Linked DNA regions of Homo sapiens: region 2 is linked to region 1. A link is a loop called in an ENCODE intact Hi-C map of the cell type or tissue named here. Cell type or tissue: dorsolateral prefrontal cortex. All regions are shown on one strand. Each heading gives the region's core, and the rest is flanking DNA. Links, peaks and the distances in the headings are about the cores only.

Region 1 (8,053 bases), core at 1,103-6,102:
TCCCGAGTTGCTAGGACTATAGGCGAGCACCACCACGCCCGACTAATTTTGTATTTTTAGTAGAGATGGGGTTTCACCATGTTGGTCAGGCTGGTCTCTAACTCCTGACCTCAAGTGATCCACCTGCCTCAGCCTCCCAAAGTGCTGGGATTACAGGTGTGAGCCACCACGCCTGGCCTTGGGTGAGTTTATTTAACCTTGCTAGGCCTCAGTTGCCTCACCTGTAATATGAGGAAACTAACACCACCCACCTCATAGCACTGCTGTGAGGATTGTGCAAGCTAATATAAAATAGAGAAGTGCCTGAACCACGGCAAGCGGTCAGTAACAGTTAGCCTTTGTTACATATTTTAAATGATACAGTATATTTACATGAATGGTATACAGCAATCTATTCAGCCATCCTATTTTTATATTTTATTTTATTTTATTTTGAGACAGAATCTCACTCTGTTGCCCAGGCTGGAGTGCAGTGGTGCGATCTTGGCTCACTGCAACCTCCGCCTCCCGGGTTCAAGCAATTCTCCTGCCTCAGCCTCCCTGGTAGCTGGGATTACAGGCCTGCACCACCATGCTGGGCTTTTTTTTTTTTTTTTTTTTTTTTTTTTCTGTATTTTTAGTAGAGACGGGGCTTTGCCATGTTGGCCAAGCTGGTCTTGAACTCCTGACCTCAGGTGATCCGCCTGCCTCTGCCGCCCAAAGTGCTGGGATTACAGGCTTGAGCCACCACGCCTGACCAGTCATCCTGTTTTTAAAGCTGCTTTTTGACTCAATAAAAATATCATAAACTCTTTTTGATGTGATATTTCCACACCATGATTTTTTATTGGATGCACATGTGTCAGTACAGCTGTTTTGTAATTTAACCGATCCCATAATGTTGGACATCCAGTTTAGCTCCTTGGTTTCTAATATTATAGTTAAAGCTGTGGTCCTTATGGCAAAATGTTTACAACCATTCCAAATCATTTCCTCAAGGACAAATTCTCAGCAGTGAAATCGTTGAGTTAATTTTTAAGTCTTTTAATACCTATTTACAAATCAACAACAGTAATCACCTTCAATTCATCCCTTTATTTAGAAAGGACTTGCCAGCACTCACAGGATGGGCAGAATTTTACTTAAAAGCAAATTTAGTTGCAGAGAGTAATTCCCATGTAAGAAATAGCCTATGGGGGCCGGGCGCGGTGGCTCATGCCTGTAATCCTAGCACTTTGGGAGGCCGAGGCTGGCGGATCATGAGGTCAGGAGATTGAGACCATCCTGCTAACACGGTGAAACCCTGTCCCTACTAAAAATACAAAAAATTAGCCAGGCGTGGTGGCGGGAGCCTGTAGTCCCAGCTACTCGGGAGGCTGAGGCAGGAGAATGGCGTGAACCCGGGAGGCAGAGCTTGCAGTGTGCCGAGATGGTGCCACTGCACTCCAGCCTGGGTGACAGAGCGAGACTCCATCTCATAAAAAAAAAGAAAAAAAAGAAATAGCCTATGGCAAGCAGACATTCTTTGCTTCAGAATGTGGTGCTTTAGGAAGCAGAGATCACTGCCTGTGAAGTATTTGTGCCAAAACAATTGAACATGAATCTAATTAGCAGTTACTGAAATTGAATTATAAATACAGAGGATAGAAGAACAGGTTAACAACACTGTGAGACAGCAGCCAGGCCAATCCAGAGTGTTGAATATTCCATAGCAGGATCAACAAACTATGGCCTGCTGCCTGTCTGTGTAAATAAAGTTTTATTAGAACACAGACATGCCCATCTGTTTACTTAGTGCCTGTTTACATATGGCTGCTTTGGCACTATAAACAGAGTTGAGTAGTCATGACAAGACCATATGGCTCTCTTAAAGCCTAAAATGTTTACTTTTTGGTCCTTTACAGCAAAGATTGCTGACCTCTGTCTTCTAGAACCTGGTTTCTCCAACAAATCAATTACAAAACAAAAACAAAGATAAAAATAAAAAAGAAGTCTTTTCAACAAACAGTGCTGGAAAACCTTGACATCCACATGCAAAAAAAAAAAAAAAAAAAATCTAGACACAGATCTTACACCCTTCACAAAAATTAACTCAAATTGGATCCCAGAGCTAAATGTAAAATGCAAAGCTATAAAACTCCTAGAAGATAATACAGGAGAACATCTAGATGACCTTGGGTTTGGCAATGACTTTTTAAATACGACACCCAAGGCACAATCCATGAAAGAAAGAACAGATAAGCTGGATTTCATTAAATCAAACATTGCTGCTCTTTGATAGACACTTTCAAGAGAATAAAAAGAGAAGCCACACACTAGAAGAAAATATTTGTAAACGATATCTTTGATAAAGCACTGCTATCCAAAATCTACAAAGAACTCTTAAAACTCAGCAATAAGAAAACAATCTGATTAAAAAATAGTCATTGACAGATGCCTCACCAAAGAAGGTACACAGAAGACCAACAGGCAAATGAAAAGATGCTGTACATCATATGTCATTAGGGAAATGCAAATTAAAACAACAACGAGATATCACAGCACAGCTATTAGAATGGCCAAAATCCAGCTGGGCACAGTGGCTCACGCCTGTAATCCTAGCACTTTGGGAGGCTGAGCTAATTTTTTTTGTATTTTTAGTAGAGACGGGGTTTCACCATGTTGGACAGGATGGTCTCCATCTCCTGACTTCATGATCCACCCGCCTCGGCCTCTCAAAGTGCTGGGATTATGGGCGTGAGGCACGGCGCCTGGCCAGAGTGTTTTTTTCTAGAACTATTTTGGAGGTTTTCATGCTAGAAACCTGCACCCGCCCAGGCCCTCACCCCTGCACCTGGCTTTGCTCTGAGGACGTGTCACTCAGGATTCAGCGGCACCACTTTAGTCTGGTTTGGTTGTTGAGATCCTTTCTATTAGGTTGGTGCAAAAGTAATTGCAGTTTTGACCATTCCTTTCAAAGGCAAAAACCGCAGTTACGTTTGCACCCACCTAATAGTCTGCTTAGGGAACCCTGCTGTGTTTTGCAGATAGAACAGGGTTTTCAATCCTGGTGACACATTAGAATCACCTGGGGAGCTTCTTAAAATTGCTGAGGTCTGGGTCTCACCCCATCCCCAAGATCTACCTCAAGACGGAGGGTAGAAGGGATGTCCCCGTCCCCCCAGTCCAAGGAAGACAGACTGGGGTGGGAGCTGCTGGGGTGGCCTTGGGCATAGACTTTGCCAATTTTGGGGGGGATAAAGGGATGATTCTGCTCCCCAGAATCATCCCTTTGATGAAAAGATGGTCCTAGATGGTTAATTCCGTTTAAGGCGAGGACCTCCCTTCAGTAACCTGGTACAGGGATTTCTGACCTGCAGTTCACTGGAAGGGCCTACAGAGTGGGTCTGCAGGTTACTTTGCAAGAGACCCCCGAATCCCATTATGCATCAGTAACTGTCTAGAGAATGAATACAATGTATGTCTTTCTCAAATAAGTTGACACTTTTTATAAGTAAGTCATCTTTTTTATAAATAAAGTCTGATTTAAAGTATACTGAATTTCAGAATTTCCCTATTAATGAATGCTAAAAGTATAGCTACTACACAATGAATGGGCCCGAGATACACAGCAGTATTCTATGTGGGTTCTCTCCCAGGACCTTTTTTACAGTTGGTATGTTAATTTTTTAAGAAAAATCTATTAAACCCAGAAATAAGCATATTCTGGAATCTCAGTCAAAAATCTTCTAACTATTAATACATCTATGTACATTTTTGCATTTGTGCTAGCGTCATGTGATGACTGCCTTAAGTGGTCAACACTTCATGAGGTGTTTCTCAAACTGGGGCCGCTGATATGTTCTCTGAGAATCAGTGTTGGCCAAAAGCCTGGAGCCCCTTGTACCAACCTGGGCTCCCCGGAGTCTCATTTGGGGGTGGCTGTACAGACTGTCATAGGTCCAGTGGCCACCAGATGGCGCCCCAGGACGCAGCTGCCTTCGGCATGAGGAGGAGGCCATTTCTCCCAGTGCAGGAGCGCCGGCCCCTTCTAGCCTCGGTGCCAGTTGCTTTGACAGTGATATTGCTCATAAAATAGAGAAGCAACACGCAGGGAATATTTATTTCTAAGGAAGCAGTTGCATTTCCCTCAGCATTCTGGAGCTCAAGGAAGAGAAGGCAGGGACAATCTCCTCCTGGTTTTAGCTTCCAAAGCCTTGGGGGTGGGGGTAGGGTTTGGTTCAGGTGCTTGGGAGGGGTCCCGGCTTTTATACCTTTCTTGGCTGCTTCCTCCCAGCCCTTTTAGTGGCTTCCACAGAGGCGGGACTGAGTTACCTGGAAGCCAAGTCCCTTGCCAAGGTCCCGGCTTGGCCATGGAAGATGGTGGGGTGACCTCGGTTTGGAGGCTCAGTTTCCCACATGTGCTTCTCTTGCAGGGTCCCCCCAGGGGTCATCTCCTGCCCCACCCCTATAGCTGATCCCATATCCGCCTGCCCAGACCCCTCTGCTGCCCATTCAGAGGCCAGAGGGCCAAAGACTTGGGGTGGGCTGGGGGACACTAGCAGTGGCGTCCAGGGCCAGAGACAGCAGCTCCTTCCCTTCCATGCTCACTAACCCACAAGCCTCTTCCTTTCCCCTCCCTCACCCCCTCCTCCATTCCTCTTACTTCATCTTTCTGCACCCCTTCCTCTTTTCCTCCCACCTTGGAAACTGGCTTAACTCAATTCAGGGTAGCTCAGTTCCCGGGTGTTTATTTCATACCCCCTACCTCTCAGCCCTGCACTCAGCTCTGGAAATGCCACTGCCCAGGAGAAGGCGTGGCTCTGCAGCTGTTACCTCCCTAATGTGGACACTCGCCCAGCTACAAGCTATTGCCAGAGGCTCCCCCTCCCCTCTTGCCTGGAGTCAACAGCAGAGCCAGTACCTGATGGTTACTCGGGGGTCGTGGGTCACTCCGCACACCATGGAGGCCTGGGTGCCCTTGATGACACTCTGATCCTGGGGGGGCTTGGTGATGCGGGTCCGAGCTGAAAGATACAGCGGAGACAGCATGGTGAGAAGAGGTGTGGGGGCTGTGTGGCTGGACTCTGGGTGGATACCATATGAAAGCCCCCAAATGGTTAAAAAGAACAATGAGCTCCCTGGTACTTTAATTCTTGGAAGCCACGTCATAGTTGGGGCTCATTAAATTTTGCTCTCACAAACCATGTATGGGATGGAGAGACCAAACTCTAAGGACGATCAGGACCATATTTTCAGCATATCAGTGGTCCAGCCAGGGTAAAAATAGGGCTTTCTGATTTCCAGTCTAGTGCTTCATGCACCAGGACCCCTGGGCTCAGCCCAGACAAGTGGCCCACAGGTATGCTGGGTGTGGATCCAAAGTTGGAAGTGGCTTGAGAAGCTCTCTTACAGCAGGGGTCGGCTAACTACAGGCTGGGGGCCAAATCCGGCAGGTGGCCTTTTTGGCTAAATAAACCCTTACTGGAACATAGCCACGCCCATTGGATGACATACCGTCTGTGGCTGCTTTCTAGATAAAACGGAAGCTAGTTGAGTCGTTGTGACAGAGACCGTCTGGCCCACACAGCTTAAAATATTTATGATCTGGCCCTTTCTTGAAAATATTTGCCGATTTCTGCCCTAAAATATATGAAGGCAGCTCTCCTATAACTTCAATGTTCTCTCAAGTCGGCCAAGCATAGCATCACCGGCAGAATCTTCCTAGTCCCTGGCCTCTGAACCACTTTGTCACTGTCCCTCTGATGAGAAGGGCCCTGACTGGGACAGACACTGGGGATGGAGACACTGGTGGTATGAGCCTGTGCCCCGTAGCTGTCCTGAGTCCTCAGCACCTACAGGGATGTACACACGCACACACAAATGTATAAAGCCCTGTGGCTCTGCACACTCACCCCAAACGACTAGGTCTGCTGAGGCCTCATCGACCCCCCGAGAGTTGGTGGCCAGGCAGGTGTAGGTCCCCGCATCGGAGATGTGTGTGGGGCTGATGAGGAGGCTGCCCGACTCCAGGGGTGTGAAGCGAGGCAGCTGCACAGAGCCACTGGCCAAGATGCGCTCCCCTGAGGGCAAAACAGGGTGGGGGTCAGCCTGTAGCCCCCAAGGGCACACCCTGCCCTTCCCTGGCCGCTCCAGGGCAGCATGGTCCCCCCACAGGCCCCTGGCTCTGGAAATGCTGGAAGGAATGAGGACAGATGGCGGTGGGGCTGGGGTGGGGGCTGAGAGACCTGGAGAGCTTTCTGGCTTAGGGACGGACACGAGGGCACAGGGTCTCAGAGCGGGCAGCCTAGAGCCCAGGTCCCCTGATGCTCCTGTGCCCGCCACACCACGTGCCCTTCAACAGAGAAGGGGGCGCAGTTTCCTGATGACGGTGAGCAGTAGCCCGGCACAGCCCTCAGAGGCAGCTGGCACCCGGGTTGGGGGAGCTGGCGGGGGGACAGCTCTGACAAGGTGATGACGGGCATCCTGCGGCAGGATGCTTCTGGGGAGAGTCACCTTCAAGAGAGTGAAGGGAAGTGACGGGAGCTGCCTGGAGTGGGGGTGGGGTAGAGAGGGACACGCTGTCCCCCAGCAGCAGCCCTGGTCAGGACAGACCTCCTTCTGCAGGGGGACCCAGGGAGCCTGGGGCCCAGCCTGGGAGGGTCCTGGCCAGAGAAAGAGGGGGAGAAAGAGAGAGTGCAAGTGCACCTGCAGGAGTGAGCCTGGGAATGCAGGTCTTTGTGACTATGTCTATTTTAAAGAACCCCCCACCCCCGTAAGGAAGGGAATCTCCATGTGTCCATCTGGGGGTCGCATGTCCGTTTGTACATGCGTGCAGGCACAGTGAACTGAGTGTGCTGGGTGGATGTGTTTATTTCCATGTGTAAGCACGTGCCTAGGTGTGCCCCTATTATCCCCACAAATGTTTATTGAGTGCCTACCGTGTGCCAGACTCTGTTCTAGGTCCTGGGAGACGGCAGTGGACAAAACCGACACCCCTGACTTTGTGGGGAGACAGGCCATGAGCTAGGTAAATAAGCCGATGACCAAATGCATGAGAAGGTGGGGAGTGAAGGAGGTAGGGCTGGAGGGGAGGGCTGGGGGCTGGGGCAGGGTGAGTCCTTGGAGGAGGCACCTCTGAGCTGGGGCTTGCCGGTGTGAAGGAGCAACTGTGTTTGTACGTGTGTGTGCACATGTGTATGTACATGTGTGTGCATATGTGTGCACATGTGTATGTACGTGTGCATGTATGTGTGTGCATGTGTGTGCACATGCGTGTGTGTGCATATGTGTGTGTGTGCAGGGGAGAGTTGTGAAGGTGAGTGTGCACACACAGAGGTGAAGAGGAAGCACACAGGGCAGATGGCCTTAGGGAGGTGGCTTGGGCTTTGCTGGTTCCGCCATCTGGAGCCCTCTGAGCTGCCTGGGGTAGGAGACTGGCAGCAGCCACCACTAGAATAATATTCATCATCAAGCACCTATCGTTTCCTGGGCTTTCGGACTCCCAGGCATAATGCAGGACCCTCACATGCACGCTATAGTCTAGTCTTCACATCACCCTGGGGTATATATATTATTGTCACCAGTTTACAGATGGGGAACCTGAGGCTCAGAGTGAGTTAGTAACTCACCAGGGTGGCAGGTCTTGGAAGATGAAGAGCTGGACCTTGAGCCTGGCAAGGCTGGGATGTGAAGGATGCTCTTTTTTTTTTTTGAGACGGAGTCTCGCTCTGTCTCCCAGGCTGGAGTGCAGTGGCACAATCTTGGCTCACTGCAAGCTCCACCTCCCAGGTTCAAGCGATTCTCCTATCTCAGCCCCTTCCCCAAGTAGCTGGGATTACAGGCAACTGCCACCATGCCCGGCTAATTTTGGTATTTTTAGTAGAGACCGGGTTTCACCACTTTGGGCCAGGCTGGTCTTGAATTCCTGACCTCAGGGTGATCTGCCCACCTCAACCTCCCAAGATGCTGGGATTATAGGCATGAGCCACCGCGCCCGGCCGAGAGATGCTCTCTTGGGTTGTACAGTGTATGACCTTCACAAGTGTACGTGGGGAACCCAACCTGGCTGGCTCCAGAGCCTAGTTCTGAAGAC
Region 2 (8,053 bases), core at 1,496-6,495, 400 kb after region 1:
TCTGCCTGTGGACATTCAAGGGACCCCGCTCCTCCTTCATCCTTTCTCTCCTGCACGAATGAATCGTTTCCCGTGAATCTGCTCTTTGAAAAACCCCTTCCTAACTTCCATCTCTCTTCCTCTGCTCTCTTTGATGCCATCGCTTCTTAAAAGGGAGGCCTAGACTCACTGCTGTCTCACTTTTGTACGTTTATTTTCATCATGGTAAAATATACATAGCATAATATTTACCATTTGAGCCCTTTTAAGGTGTACAATTCAGTGGCATTTACATTCAAAACATTGTGCAACCATCCTGATGATCTATTTCCAGAGCTTTTTTTTTTTTTTTTAAATCATCCCAAACAAATTCTGGAACTGTGAGATAATAATGTCCCATTCTTTTCTCCTCCCAGTTCCTGGTAACCTCCATTCTTTCTGTCTCTATGAATTTGCCTATTGTAGAAACCTCGTGTAAGTGACATCATTCCATATGGGGCCTTTGTGTCTGGCTTATTTCACCTAACATCATGTTGCAGCAAGGTTCATTTCATTTCTTTTTATGGCTGAATAATATTCCCTCGTACAGATGGACAGCAGGTGTTGACCTATTCATCGGTTGTCTATTCGGCCTCCACAATCCACTGTTTTCATCCCTTCTTGCTGTCTCTACTTCTATGACCCTGGCCTAAGTCACCATTTTCTTCCACCAGAGTGCTCAGTGGCCTCCTCTGAGATTTCACTCTTTTTTTTTTCTTTTAAACAGCGTTATTGAAATGTAATTCATATATTATGTAATTCTCCCATTTAAAGTGGACAATTCAGGCTACTCTGCCTATGGAGTGGCCATGCTTTTGTTTCTTTACTTCTCTAATAAGCTTGCTTTCACTTAAAAAAAAAAAGTATACAATTCAATGGTTGCTAGTATATTCCATGTAGCTGCAATCGTCACCGTGGTCCATTTTACAGCATTTGTATCACCTCAAAAAGAAGCTCTGACCCTTCAGCTATCTCCCCTCCCCAACGCTCACCCTTACAGCCCTAGGCAACTAGTAATCTACTTTCTGTCTCTAGAGATTTGCCTCTTCTGGGCATTTTGTCTAAATGGAATCATACAATCCGTGGTCTTTTGTGAATGGCTTCCTTCACTTATCGTGATGGTTCCCGGGTTCATTCATGCTGTCCTATCGGCACTTCATTCCTTTCTATGGCCAAATAACTACCTCATTGTATGGATTCATTGGTGGACATTTATGTCGTTTCTATCTTTGGGCTATTACAAATAATGCTGCTTTAAACATTTTGTACAGGTTTCTGTATGAATATATGTTTTCGTTTCTCGTGGGTCTATACAGAGGAGTGGAACTGTGGGTCACACGGTAACTCTGTGTAATCGTTTGAGGACCTGCAGGCCACAGTGGCTGTCCTGCCTCCTCTCTTGCCTCTTTCAAAACTCCTCTTCACAGAGCAGCTGATGCGATCTTTCAAAAATGAACTTCAAATCATGTTTCATCTTTCTTGTAAAATCCTTCAATGACTTCCCAGCGTTCTTAGAATAAAACAAACATCATCACCATGGTCTACAAGACCCTGTGGCTGGGCACCAACTCCTTCTGGGACCATCCCTGCCTGCCTGTAGGGCTCCCGCTCCTTTGGGCGTCCCGGCCGCTGCTCCAGCAGGCCTAGGAACTTTCTCGTGAAGTCATCTGCGCTGGCTCCTCCCTCTGCTGGAACAGTCTTCGCTCTTGTTTCAGCCTCCTGTGGACGCTGTAACCAATTGCCATCAACTGGGTGCCTTCAAACAACAGAAATGGCTTCTCTCATCATTGTGGAGGCCCAGCTCTAAAGTCAAGGTCTTGCCAGGGGCCTGTTCCCTCTGAAGGCTGTGGGAGAGCATCCTCTTTGCCTCTTCCAGCTGCAGGTGGTTACCACCAATCCTCCGGGTTCCCTGGCTTGTAGCTGCATCGCTGCAGCCTCTGCCACTGTTGTCACGAGGCCATCTCCCTCTGCGTGTCTGTGCTTTCACTGTCTTTCCTCTGTGCATGGCTGTGTCTCTTCTCCCTTCATATGAGGACACAAATCATATTGGGTTAAGGGCCCATCTTACTCTAGTATGACCTCACATTAACTACATCTGCAATGATCCTATTTGCACATAAGATCATATTCTGGCAGGGCATGGTGGCACACGCTGCAATCCCTGCACTTTGGGAGGTCAAGGTGGGAGGATTGCTTGAGGCCAGGATTCAAGACCAGCCTGGGCAACACACTAAGACCCTGATTCTTTAAAAAAAAAAAAAAAAAAAAAAAATTCTGAGGTTCCTGGAGAAAATATGAATGGTGGTGGGGGCAGGGGAGGGCACTATTCAACCCTGTATAGCACAGTTCCTCATGTCCCAGCTCAGATTTCAACTCCTTCTCACCCACTATCCCCACCCCAGCTCCCCTCTCCCAGGGCACCTTTCTGGTTTCTTTTTGGCACCTTCACAAGCTGTAAGTAGGTGTTGTTGTTGGTTATTCATCCATTTCCCCTACTGGGTGAAAGCTCCCTGAAGGCTGCTCCTTGTCTATCAAGCTCATCACTCTGCCACTGTGATCCACTGCCTGATGCAGGGTGACTCTTCAGCAACGTGGAAGGAGACAGGGAAGATCCTGGTCCTGCAAGAGGAAGCCTGGACACAAGGTGTGCATGGGCCCCGAGCAGTCCACCAACACACGCTGTGGCGTGTATCAGCACTTCCTTCCTTTACATGGACAAATGCGATCCCATCATATGGACACACACACTCCGTTTATCCATTCACCAGTTGATGGACATTGGCATCGTTTCCATCTTTTAAAAAGAACATATAGTTGTACATATTTATGGGGTATAGTGTGATGTGTCCACACATGTATAGCTTGTGTAAGGATCAAATCAGGGTAATTAGCAAATTCATCACCTCCAATATTTGTCATGTCTTTGCGGTGAGCACATTCGAAGTCCTCTCTTCTAGGTATTTTGAAATATTCCGTACATTAGTATTAACAATAGCCACTCTTCTGTGCCAGAGAAGAACAGAATGTTTTCCTCCCATCTAATTGTATGTTGTTTTCATCATGGTGTCCACCGTGAGGCCTTGGCCTTTGGCGTACCAGTCACTGAGTGCTCAGTGGGTGACTCCAGCCCATCTCAACAACGTTGGTGACAGTGTCAGCTCTCAAGGGCAGGATTCAGTCATCCAACCCACTTTGCACCTCCAAGCATCGATGACAGGTGGGTATTCAGAAAACGTGCTGAAAACTTCATGGAAGCTACAGCTCGACTCCCAAGAGAGAAGCCTGTCTTTGAAGTGCCTGTGGAATGAGAATGACCTTCCTCTGTCAAACTTCCTTTCCAGTATGATGTTTTAGTCAATCCAGAGATGTATTCCTTCCTGTGCATTGGGGATGGACTTGCATCTGGGGAGGGTGTCTGGGGTCAGATCATCCCAGGCCACTAGGACCTGAGGTGTTGAAAATCCTGGAGGATCACTGCTGTACCCAGTGCATTGACGGCCCCACTCTCCTGGCCGTCTGCCTTCTACAGCCTCTGCTGAGATGAAGGCAATTTGGCTGGATGTGGTGAGGAATCTGTACAGGGAAGAGAGGCTGTTGCAGAGGAGGCAGCTGTAGGAGCGTCAGCACCCAGGAACGCACTCTCTGGAGCCTGGTGCAGAAATAGCACCCACTGCGTGTGGTGAGTGTCTGGTGTCTGGCATTCTGTGATGCTCTTCGGTTTTAAGACACCTGCCAGGAACAAAGTGGGGACTGGTAAACCAAGGTGCAAGATTGCAAAAGAGGCTCTACTTCCCCCTGCCTTCCTGTATTCTCATCCTTTGCAATATGACTTTGCATCTTCCCCCATCAAGAGCTGGAGTCTATTTCCCTCCCATATTAGCTTCCTAGGGCTGCTGTAGCAAATTGCCATAAAGCAGGTGGCTGAAACAACAGAATAAGTCCAAAGTCAAGTTGTTGGAAGGGCCATGCTCTCTCTGAAGGCTCTAGGGGAGAATCCACTCCAGATCTCTCTCCTGGTGTCAATCCTTGGACTTGCTTGGCTTGTAGCTCCATCACTCCAATCTCTGCCTCTGACTTTGTGTGTCTTTCTCACTGTGTCTCTCTGTCTCTGTGTCTTCCTCTCTTCTTACAAGGATGCCGGTCATTGGATTTGGAGCCCACTCTAAATCTAGGATGTTTGCACCTGGAGATCCCTAATTATTTACATCTGCAAAGACCCTATTTCCAAGGAAAGTCACATTCTGAGGTTCCAGATGGACACGCATTTTTTGGGGACACTATTCAAACTACTACACCACCCCTTGAATCTGAACTGGCCATTTGTCTTGCTGTGGTCAACAGAAGCTGGTAGAAGTGACAATGTGTCCACTCTAAGGCCATGAAGCCTCCACTCTTGACCGTGGAACACTAAGACCACCTGTGAACAAGCCTGAACTAGCCCATGGCCCAGCTAGGCCAACCAGCCTCCAGCCCACCCAGCAGTTGTGCAGATGAATGCAGCTGAGCTCAGTGAAGCTCAGTAGAACATCTCAGACCAGCTGAGTCCACTGTAAATTGGCAAACCACAGAATTGAGACTGAGTATATGGTTGTTGTTTGAGGCCACACCAAGTTTAGGGTTATTTGTTACACAGTAGTCGATGACTGATTCACAAGGTGTTATTGGTTTAGGGCAAATGGGAGATGAGTGCCATTTCTGGGTGCTGCCCACGTATAACAAAAACCAAAGTCTTGGCTGGGCGCAGTGGCTCACACCTGTAATCCCAGCACTTTGGGAGTCCGAGGTGGGAGGATCACGAGGTCAGGAATTCGAGACCAGCCTGGCTAAGATGGTGAAACGCTGTCTCTACTAAAAATACAAAAATTAGCTGGGCATGGTTGCAGGCACCTGTAGTACCAGCTGCTCGGGAGGCTGAGGCAGAAGTTTGAACCTGGGAAGTGAAGGTTGCAGTGAGCCGAGATAGTGCAATTGCACTCCAGCCTGGGTGACAGGGTGAGACTCCATCTCAAAAAAATAAAAAAATAAATAAATAAAATAAAATAAAAAACTAAAGGCTTGGATCTAAACCATCTACTAGTGGCAGGAAGTCTAGGCATCTTCTGAGCCACCCTCAGGATCAAATAAAGCTACTGGCTGGGTGTGGTGGTTCACGTCTGTAATCCCAGCACTTTGCGAGGCCGAGGCGGATGGATCATGAGGTCAGGAGTTCAAGACCAGCCTGGCCAAGATGGTGAAACCCCGTCTCTACTAAAAATACAAGAAATTAGCTGGGCATGGTGGCAGGCGCCTGTAATCCCAGCTACCTGGGAGGCTGAGACAGGAGAATCACTTGAACCCAGGGGGCAGAGGTTGCAGTGAGCCAAGATGGTGCCACTGCACTCAAGCCTGGGCGACAGAGTGAGACTCTGTCTCTAAAAATAATAATAATAATAATAATAATAATAATAATAATAATAATAATAATAAAGCTACTGAATCCCTTCACCAATGGAGGCACGCTCATATACCTCTTGGCATCTCTCTACAGTCCCCTTAATGTGCAGCCATGCACACAGTGGTGCCTATTAAAGGCATGGAGGTGGTGGTGGAGAACATGACAGAAGCTAGGTTCGTAGCCCATTAGAGTCATGAAAAAAAATGAGTAATTCCCAGCTTCTTCCGCTCACTGCCTCTCCATCTTCTGGAGCATGACAAGAGGCATATTCCTCCTGTGACTCGCAGTCACGTGGAAGCAGAGAAGCTGCCAGTTTGAAATCCCAGAGATGGGACCCCCCACCTGGCCAGGGCCACCGATTAAGAGCCCGAGAGCCAGCCATCAGCAGGAGCCTCAAAAATGCTGGCTGAAATTAATCACTTGCCTTGCAAGGGTATTTATTTTCTCCTTTATACCTGGAGAGAAATGGGCTGTGAACTGGAAATTTCCAGAGCAGTAGGCTGAACTTTTTGTGTGAATGGCAACGACTTTCTTTTAAAGTGCCACCATTTGCTCAGTTCAATTTCACCATTAAAGGACAATGGCCAATTTTCTGTGGACCTGGGATGTCGGTTTTGTCTAAAGCGTGAGCGTGTGGGGAATTTACTAACCTGGCTGTGATTGCCCATGAAAACAGGTTATTTAACAGGATTTAAATACTGTGCTCTGAAGCTCAACAGCAGTGAGGAGGCAGCCGGAGAATTGGAGTGGCGCATTTCCCTTCCAGCGCTAATGAGAGAAGGCAGGAAAAGCGAGCGTGATAGATAAGAGGCGGGCGGAGAGAGACAAGACAGAACTAGGGCCAAAGAGATGGGTGAGGGACCCCAATCAAGAGACAACGCCTGCTTTTAAAAAGGTGACCTTAAAATTCAGTCACTTGTTCACAGGTTTTATTCAACAAGTGTTTGTTAAAGGGTCTGCTGGGCTCAAGGTTCTCAGGTGCCATGAAAACCAAGCCCGCTACCAATTTTTGCAGGATTCTTGGAGGAGGTGTTTTGGAGCCGATTTTTAACTTAATTTTTTGATGCTTCTGCCAGTCGTTCCCTGCCAACCTTCTGAACTCTCCCTGCCTTGCTGGCTTGCTAAGTGAAGCCCTGAACAGAATATGGGGATGAGTGTCAGGAGGTTGGTCCTTCCATAAACTGACTCGAATCTTCGATTACGGTGTGGCCTCAGTTTTCTCATCTGTCAAATGGGAGTCATTATACCTAACTCACGTCTTCAGGCTTAAACAAGAGCGTAGGTAAAGATTCTGACACAATACCAGCTACTTGTGAGATGGACACAGCCGCCGTTTCCTTTTTCTTCCCTCTTGACATTTGCCAGGCTAGAATACGTCCTTTCTAAAATTTTGCTTAGGGGTGTGTCTCTTCCAGAAAGTCTTCCCTCTACCTAGGTGCTATTGAACTTTGGCATGGCCCTGCCCTTCGCAGCACAGGGCGGTGTCTAAGAGTGAGGGCTGGGGACGGGCTTTGAGATTCACATCTTGGCTCCCGGGCTCACCTGCAGTGTGATAGTGAATGAGATGTTTATCTCTTTCAATTCTCAGTTTCTCGTTAGAAACAGTACGTGCTCTGTAGGGCTGTTAGGGTTAAATGAGGCAGCCCATATAAAACGCTTTCCTGGGTCCTGGCACGTAGTATGTGTTCAATAAATGACAGCTGTTACCCATCATCCTCATGAACCATGACCCTGATCACCGGTGGTTTCCTAGAGGACTGCAAGTCTATTCTACAACTGCCATTAATAAAGAAATCTTTCTTCTTATTTGAAAAACAAAAGCAAAACACCCCTGCCCAAACCCACCTCAGTGAAATGCTGCCTGCCTCCTCTGCAGAGTCCTGCCCCTTCCAAGTAGAAAGAATTTTACTTCCAGGCTTAATTCGCCCAATTACTCCATCCGTTACAACTTACTCCTCTCCTCTAGTGTACCCAGAGTCTTTGAAGACAGACTGTACTGGGTGAGGAAACAGAAAATGCTCAATTTTCTATACAAACGGCAGGAAAGAAACACTTTTTTTCCACTGGGCTTGAGAATGAATTATGTGACCTCTCTACACCACAACCTGTCTCGCTTATTCTGTTTTGCTTACTCTAATTTCCAAACGGCTTTTCATTTCCTGCGTAAGCACTGTCTGAGATAGACGGTGGGGGACTGGACAGAGAAGGGTGGGAGTTAGGGGAGGAGGAAGCAGTAGTGGCTGAGCAGTATAATTCCCCCACAACACATTTTCCAAACCTCAAATCAGGACCCGGAGCCCTGGAAGATTTGCGTGCAAGTGGATTTGAGAGAAGGCAATCTAGGAGACATTGTTTGGTTGCTGAAAATATTGACGTTTCTATGGTTTATGAGAACAAAGGAATAGAATTCTTGAAATCAGAGCTGTTCTGAAAAGTCCAGGGAGTGTGGTGACCGTGGTGGGTCCAGGGAATCTCATCTTGAATTTTAAGTTTGCTACAAAATGAAAGATCAGAAGTGAATGACACGTCACAGTGGCAGTCTAGGGGCACCTGTAAGAGCTGAGCTTATTGTATGATATCAGGTTTTCTGTTATAGTCTCT

The links. Hi-C counts contacts between places; a loop is a spot of excess contacts. Peaks named below come from ENCODE experiments on the same cell type or tissue, not always from the same donor. Only the 100,000 strongest peaks of a DNase experiment are listed, where the experiment ranks them.
Region 2: it touches region 1 in a loop (3-fold over the local background); 19 of 110 quality-filtered maps call a loop at or near these places.

The regions. Positions count from the first base shown.
Region 1 is chr17:73,425,629-73,433,681 of GRCh38, forward strand. It overlaps SDK2 (sidekick cell adhesion molecule 2), which reads right to left. Exons shown (of 45, transcript NM_001144952.2): 11 at 5,874-6,041; 12 at 4,883-4,985. Among named protein-coding and RNA genes, the nearest start is that of SDK2-AS1, 84 kb to the right of the region's middle. RefSeq lists an enhancer at 3,827-3,876. In dorsolateral prefrontal cortex, for the core only: CTCF peaks have their summits at 3,933 (motif pointing right) and 4,135; a DNase peak (open chromatin) is centred at 3,943.
Region 2 is chr17:73,828,217-73,836,269 of GRCh38, forward strand. LINC00469 (long intergenic non-protein coding RNA 469) reads right to left here and starts at 321. Exons shown (of 4, transcript NR_027146.1): 1 at 232-321. RefSeq lists enhancers at 1-167, 1,158-1,659, 1,660-2,159. In dorsolateral prefrontal cortex, for the core only: no CTCF peak of the experiment used is centred there; a DNase peak (open chromatin) is centred at 3,639; H3K27me3 peaks cover 300 bases.